Linked DNA regions of Homo sapiens: region 1 is linked to region 2. The links are chromatin contacts, found by Hi-C or POLR2A ChIA-PET in ENCODE. All regions are on one chromosome and are shown on one strand. The core of a region is the stretch at or near the end of the contact, and the rest is flanking DNA. Distances in the headings are between cores, read along the strand shown.

Region 1 (3,437 bases), core at 4-2,503, 250 kb before region 2:
AGATGGAGGGTTTATGAGTGAGGCTGGTAAAAGTAAAAGCAAATGACTGCAATAGTTGTACTTTTAATAGGATTCCCCACAATCCAAGACATTATTCCCTGAGGAACAAATTGTTCTTTAAAATTATGTTACTTAGGAAAGAGACAGTCGTCCTGACATTGCTGAGGCAACAGAGAGCTGCAGGACAGCCTTGAATTGCCGAGGTCTCTCCACTCAAGTCAGTGTCCTAGGGGAGGAAAGACAGTGATGTCAGGCACCACAATCCCCAAAGAACAAGCTCAGTGGAATAGGATAAAAGGAAGAAAGACCAAAGGGTAAAGGGGGTACAAAACATGTCTGGGCCCTGATTGAATTTATTACTTTCTACTTCTCAACTTTGAAAAACAAGGTTTGGGAAATTCCTACAGATTTAGGATAAACATGCAACATGGGTTCTACCTCTGCCAATTCAGACCAAAGTCTAGCTCTAGCACAGCAAATTTTGGTTAACACACAGTGGAACTGTAACCAACCCAGCACTTCATTATCACTATCCCTGCTTAAGAGAAACAAAGCTGACTATAATTCTATCAATAAGATGAATATACCTTAGTGATGGCCTTTAGGTAATTTATAATTAAAGCTAATCTTAATTAAAGTTATTACACCATTCTGGAAGAAAATAAACAACCCAAAGAGAGGGAAACAATGTGGTCAATAACTCACTCCAAAAATATGTTTTGCCTCCAAAGCTCACATTGAGGGAGACATTCCTGCGCATGATACAAATGGTTCTGACATTAAAAAAAGTAAACAAGTAAGAAAAATAAAGATGGAAAAATTCTGTGGTCAGTTCACAAGTGCTTTTTTATTGTTTGAGGCAGGGTTAAAGCCTTTTATAAAGACAAGGATATATGTGTGGCTAGATTGGATATGACATCTGACTCGTCTAGCTGCCCTTGCACAGAATTCTGGCTGCCCATATTATGCCAGGGAGAAAACATGTGTTGATGCTTCTAAACAATGACCCAGGGTGGGACCAAATGCAGATAATTTAAAGCATTTTTCCAGTGCTGTTTTGTAGATCAAACAGAGAAAAGGTACTCAAATCCAGTTACTAATGGATTTGAGAGATAAATGCAAACATTCAACATTCTCCAATTTTTCATGGTTTTGAGGATTTTAATGTTAACTTGTCTAAAGAACTGATTAACAAAGGTTGTGTAATCTCAAACAGGGACTCCTGCCAGCCTCAATACATGTCATTCAAGGCCTGTGTTGACTCAGTGGGCCAGAGGCTATGTAAACGGGCTAGAGCTGAGAAAGTAGGTTCTCCTTGGGCAGCTTAGGGATTCTGAGTCCCCATAGTTTTACAATAGCAGCTCCTAGTCCCTCAGTATCTATAACTTGGAGGGATTCTCTTTCAGGTTTTGCTGTCATCAAACTGACCTAATACTGGGAGGACAATGAACACTTGGTCTAAATGGAAGAAGCAGAAAAATAAACACTATCGTGTCAAGAACAATCAATCAACCTTTTGAACATCTTCTAGAGTGATTTGACTGGTGCACCAGCAAGTTAGATAAACTTTGAGTCACCCAACTAGCAATGATCACACTTATGTTCCTTGTGACATTAGTGCTAGTGCACAGCCAAGCATACAGGAAGACAGAGCACTGTCTCACAACCTGTGGATTTGATTTCTGAGAGGTCATGACAAAGATGCAAAATCCAAAAGGTTTGTGCCTTCTATAAAAACTCTTTGGTCTGGTGGGTGTTTTCAACAGTCTTAATTTTGTTTTTTAACCTCCTGACCCTTCACTCTATCTTTCATCACCTCACTCCCTTTAAATAGCACCCAAAGGAGCAAGCCAGCCCCACGCACAAGTATGGCCACAGGCATCACTGGAAGTGTGTACGGTTAAAAATAAATTAATAAATAAGAGTCCCTGGTGCAACCAAACCCTCATGCTGAGAAAGATGCCTTATGCCTTACACTGCATCATATTCAGGGCAAGAAGTGGATTTAGAGTTGAATGAAACAAGATAAAAGTCCACGCTTTTGTAGTCAGGGATTTAGGGAAAGCTATTTACGCCAATAAAGGGATTGTAGCAACATGAAGCCAGCCATAAATGTATGACCTGGCTGGGAAGTTATACCTTGTTCTCCGAAAAACTGCAAACTGAAATGCACCACCTGTCATAAAATCGATGCTAAAGGAAGGTGGAGGGGAAGAGACGGGAGCTATGTATATGCAGAATACAGGACGTTAAGATTTAAAAGGAGTGAGGGAGAATGGCCATCCCCTAAACTGTGACTATTTCACTAAAAATAAGCCCACAGCACGATGGTATCAGAGGGATTTCAATTCAATAGGCGAGCTGAGGACAGTCTTTCTCACTTGACTGCAGCCACTGAGCATGTCCAGGGAGGCCCCAGGTGTGACCTCTGCTCCCCTGTGAGCAGTGGCAGGACCAGGCAATCTATCATGGTGTTCATGCTGTCAGCCCTGTTGCTTTGCCACCGCTGTCTGTCACCCTGGTGGATGAGACCTGCTTAAGGGCAATCATGTCAATCTCTATGTGACCACTCAGTCTAAGGCAGAAGGATCATCTTGACAGGCCTGGCAAAGTCAGCGGAAGGTACCAAAAGCTGAAGTCATAGCTTTTCCCAAAGAGAGGCAATGTGGGCTATTGTTTTTTCTTTAGCGTTTTCTTTATTTTTGATTTCCCTTTTGATTTTATTTTCATGAAATGGGTGAAGGTATACAGAAGTTGGCTTCAGAGCTGGTCATCTCGGATAAACCTGTTGCCCTCTGAGTTTTTCCCATAGTAAACGTAGCGACACTTCCCCAGGACACCTGCAAATAAAAAGACACACATCATTACAGGTGGCACACTTAGCATAGCAGGGAAACACAGGTGCTGAAAAGCAGACATGCAAGATAATCATAGATCCAATGGGCAGCAGAAAGTGGATGAAGCTCCAGAAGGGAAGAACTCTCCCTTTTTGTCCTCACAGACAAGAAGATTCTGTCAACCTCAGAGTTGACATTGAAATAAAATGTCACTACAAGTATAGGCTCCTAGGAATATCACTTTCTGCATGACTTCTCTTCCACATGCTAGGTACTTTTCTAATTTGGCCAATTACTCCCCAGAATGTAGCCTCTCCTCACGCCAGTTTCCCTTAGTAGAGTTTCAAAGAATGGAAAATTAAGAGTTTAAAGATGAACCCAGCCCAAGTAAAAGATGTAGAACAATCTTCCCAGAATGTGACTATTTTGATACCCTTTATCATGAAGCAATGTTGTTGACTTCCAGAGAGAATATTCCAAATTCTGGCAGGCACCAGGCATTGAGCACATATGGGATGATTAAGGAAGAGAGGTGGTGTTGACAAAATACCATATGAATGGCCGGGCGTGGTGGCTCACGCCTGTAATCCCAGCACTTTG
Region 2 (3,495 bases), core at 978-3,477:
TTCCTCTCACGGAGGTTTTTTTTAATCTTGAGGGCTACGGGTCAAGTTCTGTCCTTGGAACCAAAGTACTTTTCCAAAATGAGTTGAAGCCAGCTCTGTCAGGCTAGGCCAGATCTGCTGTCAGTGCCTTTCCCAAATACATCAGACCCTCTGCTTGTAAAAATAAATTGATACCAATGCAAGAAATTTATTAGGAGATGACAGCCCAGTTCATAATGGAAATATGGAGAAAATATCATCCTTCAAAACTGACAGTTTATCCATCATGCCTCAGATTCCTGAGATATAAGCAGACACTGTCACATGCAATCAGCTGAGGACACATCTTGGATTTCCTTATGACAGGAAACTCTGATATAATCCAGAAGTAGGGAAGGACTCGCACTGCCCTTAATGTGCTCAGCCATAAATTTTTAGCATTAGCAGGAGAAACATGTAGCCAAGGAAATGAATGATGGGGGAAATCAGGAGGCCTGGGATTCTCAAAGGCCTCTTCTTTTCTCTTGGGGATGATGAACTAGGGATAGGGGTCAGAGAGGGTTACTGCACCACCATGAGGGACATCAATACCCTGTTATGTGTAAGCAGAGCCAACAGGTGGCAGGGCACCACTGCATACATACCACAGTCTGCTCTGTGTGAGGTTTGGGGACCTGGTCATCTTGCCCTGCTAACTGTTCAACTGTGGCTATTTTGCTTAGCTTCTTATTTATATTAATGAACTTGAGACAATTTAAGAGGGCCATTTTAATTAGGAGTAAATGCAAGTATATTTGTGGGGATCACAAGAGGCCTGATCTTTGCAGGCTTAATGAGGCGACCTACCCAACCCCATATGAAATAATTGTGTATTGTATTAAAAGCCGCTTTGGAAAATATAATCGTGGTAGTAAATTGGAATGAAATGAACATGGTATTAAAGGGGGAAAAATATTTACTGCCAATTTTATGGGGCCTTAAAATATTTATGTTTTAAACTTGCATTCTTTGGAGATTTGCTGAGTGTTGCTAGAGCTGGGAAACTTTTTTAATGAGATACGTGCATATTTTTCAAATTTACAGATCTTTTTTCACAAAAATAGAAAGTCATAAATGTGAAATGGAAACCTAAACAAGGCAAGTGCAGCCTTAATGGCCTTAGATTCTTAATTGACTCTTCATATTAGAAAAAATTAAAAGCACAGGAAATTTCATTTAAATGTGTGAATAATATGCAAGGAACTTTTGTTTTATGTCAGTTTCTATCCGATTAAAGTACAGAGCATTAGCATAAATGTGATAACCCAAATAAACTTGAGTTTTGCTGCATTTATGTTAAGTGGGCATGAATAGGATACGTGTGCATTCTTGGGTTACTTAAAAACAGAGTCAAATACTGGCTTTTGTTCTGCTTCCCAAATGAATCTCTAAGAACAGCAGGGAAATAAATTACATGTTGATCAAGTCTTTATTTCTTTATTCATAGGTACCAGGGGTTGAAAAAAAAATGCAAGTGAGTCTATAGTTCTCAGACACTGAATCCCTCTTTAAATGCTCTCACTCTTTGCAAGAGGCAAATGAACTTCTAATTGTTCACATTTGTTTCAGCCAATCTTCCTGATTCCCTTTCTCATGAAAGACCTAAAACTCTGTTGACTTTACATGTCCAAATTAAATATATCTGTGTTTTCCTTTTGCTTTCAATAAGAGTGCATGCCAGCATGACTTAACATTCATCCAGAGTTTATTTCAATATTAGTGGAAAACAAGCCATTTTTCAGTTTAATGAATAGCATCAGTGTCTCCCTTTTAACCAAAAATATGGCCTTAAACTTGATGGATCTCACCAGAAGGCACATTTTCAAATTATTTTTCTATTGGAGGTTATGAATATCGTTTCCCAAATTATTGTGACAGCTGTGAGGGGAAAGCCTGCATCACAGATACAGCAGCTTAGAAACAAAACTCAGACCTAACAAAATGGTAGTTTCCTTTGTGAAATGAGAAAAGGGGAATGGAAAAGGAAGCATGAACCGCATGGGAGGGAAAAAATACCTCTTTTGAGACTTATGCAACAGGAGAAGAGTCATGTAAAGGCCCTGAAATTCCCATACTTTTTTTGTTACTACCATTTTTGTTTCCCAATCATTCTAAATTGGGAAGGTAAAGGCTGAGCATTACTGATTCAAAAAACCTCCAAGAGGACATCTGATATTTCTTCCTTATTAAGGATGATGGAGTGTAATTGATGTGCCTGGAGCCTGGCCAATTCCAACTTTTTTGAGAATGCCGCTTAATGTGCGGACATTATTTTTGGACTACTGAACGCCAGAAAATAATGAGCTGGCATTCAGCTTTGGTGAATAAGACCCTGAATTTTCATCTAAAAGCAGTTTTGAGTTATTGCTGTAGATAAGGTGTAACTGTGCAAGGGAATTTTATCCATGTTTCTCCCATGAATCATAAATGAGGAAAAAAATTACAGTCTAAATTGCACTTAAAAGGAATAAAGTCTTTTCATGTCATACATGATTTATCAAAATGATCTCATTTTAAGGGTACTGTGGTGTATCTTGATTAATCGCATTAGGAAGCGTGATGAATGGCCTCTTTAATGGTAACACAGGATTTATTGGCAGCATCCAGACTTGAACCAGAAGGGTAAGAAGTAAAACATACAACAGATAGCTAATGCAGATAGGATGTCAGTAATGCGCTGGCTTGTTGTAAAATTATACCAGGAGCCTTAGTTTCAGGAGCTTCTGAAACTGCCAGAGGGTGGACAGCAAACAAGTTTTGTACAGGACCTTGGGTGCCACCTCAAATCCAGTCTGACCCTCCCCTAACTTGTTGCAATGCAAGTAAAATCTCTCTGCTGGACTGTAAAAATAAGGTGTCTGTGAAATCTGGGCAAAACTTGGAAATTCCTAGTAATAAGAGGGAGACACCCGCCTTTCAAGATCAGCGCTCCTTGCCCTTTTGCCCTATTTTAATATCCTCTTCACATTTCGCTTTAATATCCTAAATGCCTTTTTTTAAGCCTGCTCGAGTCTGCTCCCACTAATTTCCTCTAAGGCTGACAGATCAGAGGCTTTCCTCGAACTGTTCCTTTTGGAGCTGAGAAGCCCTCCTCGTAATCCTGCTGCTTGTCCGCAATTAATCCTTCCAGTTGCCTCATTATTACCTCCACCACCCACAGACAGAGGAAGCTCTGACCCACTGGACACTGGCTCCTGACTGAAGCTTCAAAGGTGCCAATCACACCCTCATCAGAAAGGTGCCTGCTGTCAGCATCAGAGGTTTTCATCCCCTCCTCCCCGCTGATCAAACATTCTTCCTCAGAAGATTAATTCAGAGTCCCCGCCCATTTCCTCCCATATCCTCTTTCCCTTTTTGGTTTACCCAATGATCCATCTTTGCCTCGAAAAGGGAAGCCACGGATAATAGAAGTCCTTTCAAAACAAAAGCTGGGCAAAGGCAAATTTAAATCCCAGCTGTTATCAACTTTTTTTTTTT

Evidence for each region. A loop is a pair of places that touch in the nucleus more often than their neighbours do. ChIA-PET counts read pairs that join two places held with the same protein, here RNA polymerase II (POLR2A). Pooled maps may share reads with other maps.
Region 1: a loop to region 2 is called in a map of left cardiac atrium, with 3 times the contacts of the local background. The contact joins two enhancer-like sites. A Hi-C loop is called at or near these places in 42 of 168 maps with a recorded cell type or tissue (Caco-2, GM12878, GM23248 and 25 more), 3 of 37 single-sample maps with no recorded cell type and 28 of 50 pooled maps. POLR2A ChIA-PET finds 5 or more read pairs at or near these places in 2 of 52 experiments (AG04450 and BJ).

Annotation. Positions count from the first base shown.
Region 1 is chr10:76,556,612-76,560,048 of GRCh38, reverse strand. It overlaps LRMDA (leucine rich melanocyte differentiation associated), which reads right to left. Exons shown (of 7, transcript NM_001305581.2): 7 at 1-2,840. The coding sequence ends at 2,761. Among named protein-coding and RNA genes, the nearest start is that of KCNMA1-AS1, 330 kb to the left of the region's middle. Within about 2 kb of position 1,253, at least 7 of the 41 ENCODE cell types and tissues checked have a DNase peak (open chromatin) inside an H3K27ac peak, as active enhancers do; they include ascending aorta, where a contact is called at or near this core.
Region 2 is chr10:76,309,021-76,312,515 of GRCh38, reverse strand. All of the region lies in intron 5 of LRMDA (leucine rich melanocyte differentiation associated), which reads right to left. The region is part of intron 2 of LOC112268057 (a long non-coding RNA gene); the gene reads left to right. Among named protein-coding and RNA genes, the nearest start is that of KCNMA1-AS1, 580 kb to the left of the region's middle. Within about 2 kb of position 2,227, at least 4 of the 41 ENCODE cell types and tissues checked have a DNase peak (open chromatin) inside an H3K27ac peak, as active enhancers do; they include ascending aorta, where a contact is called at or near this core.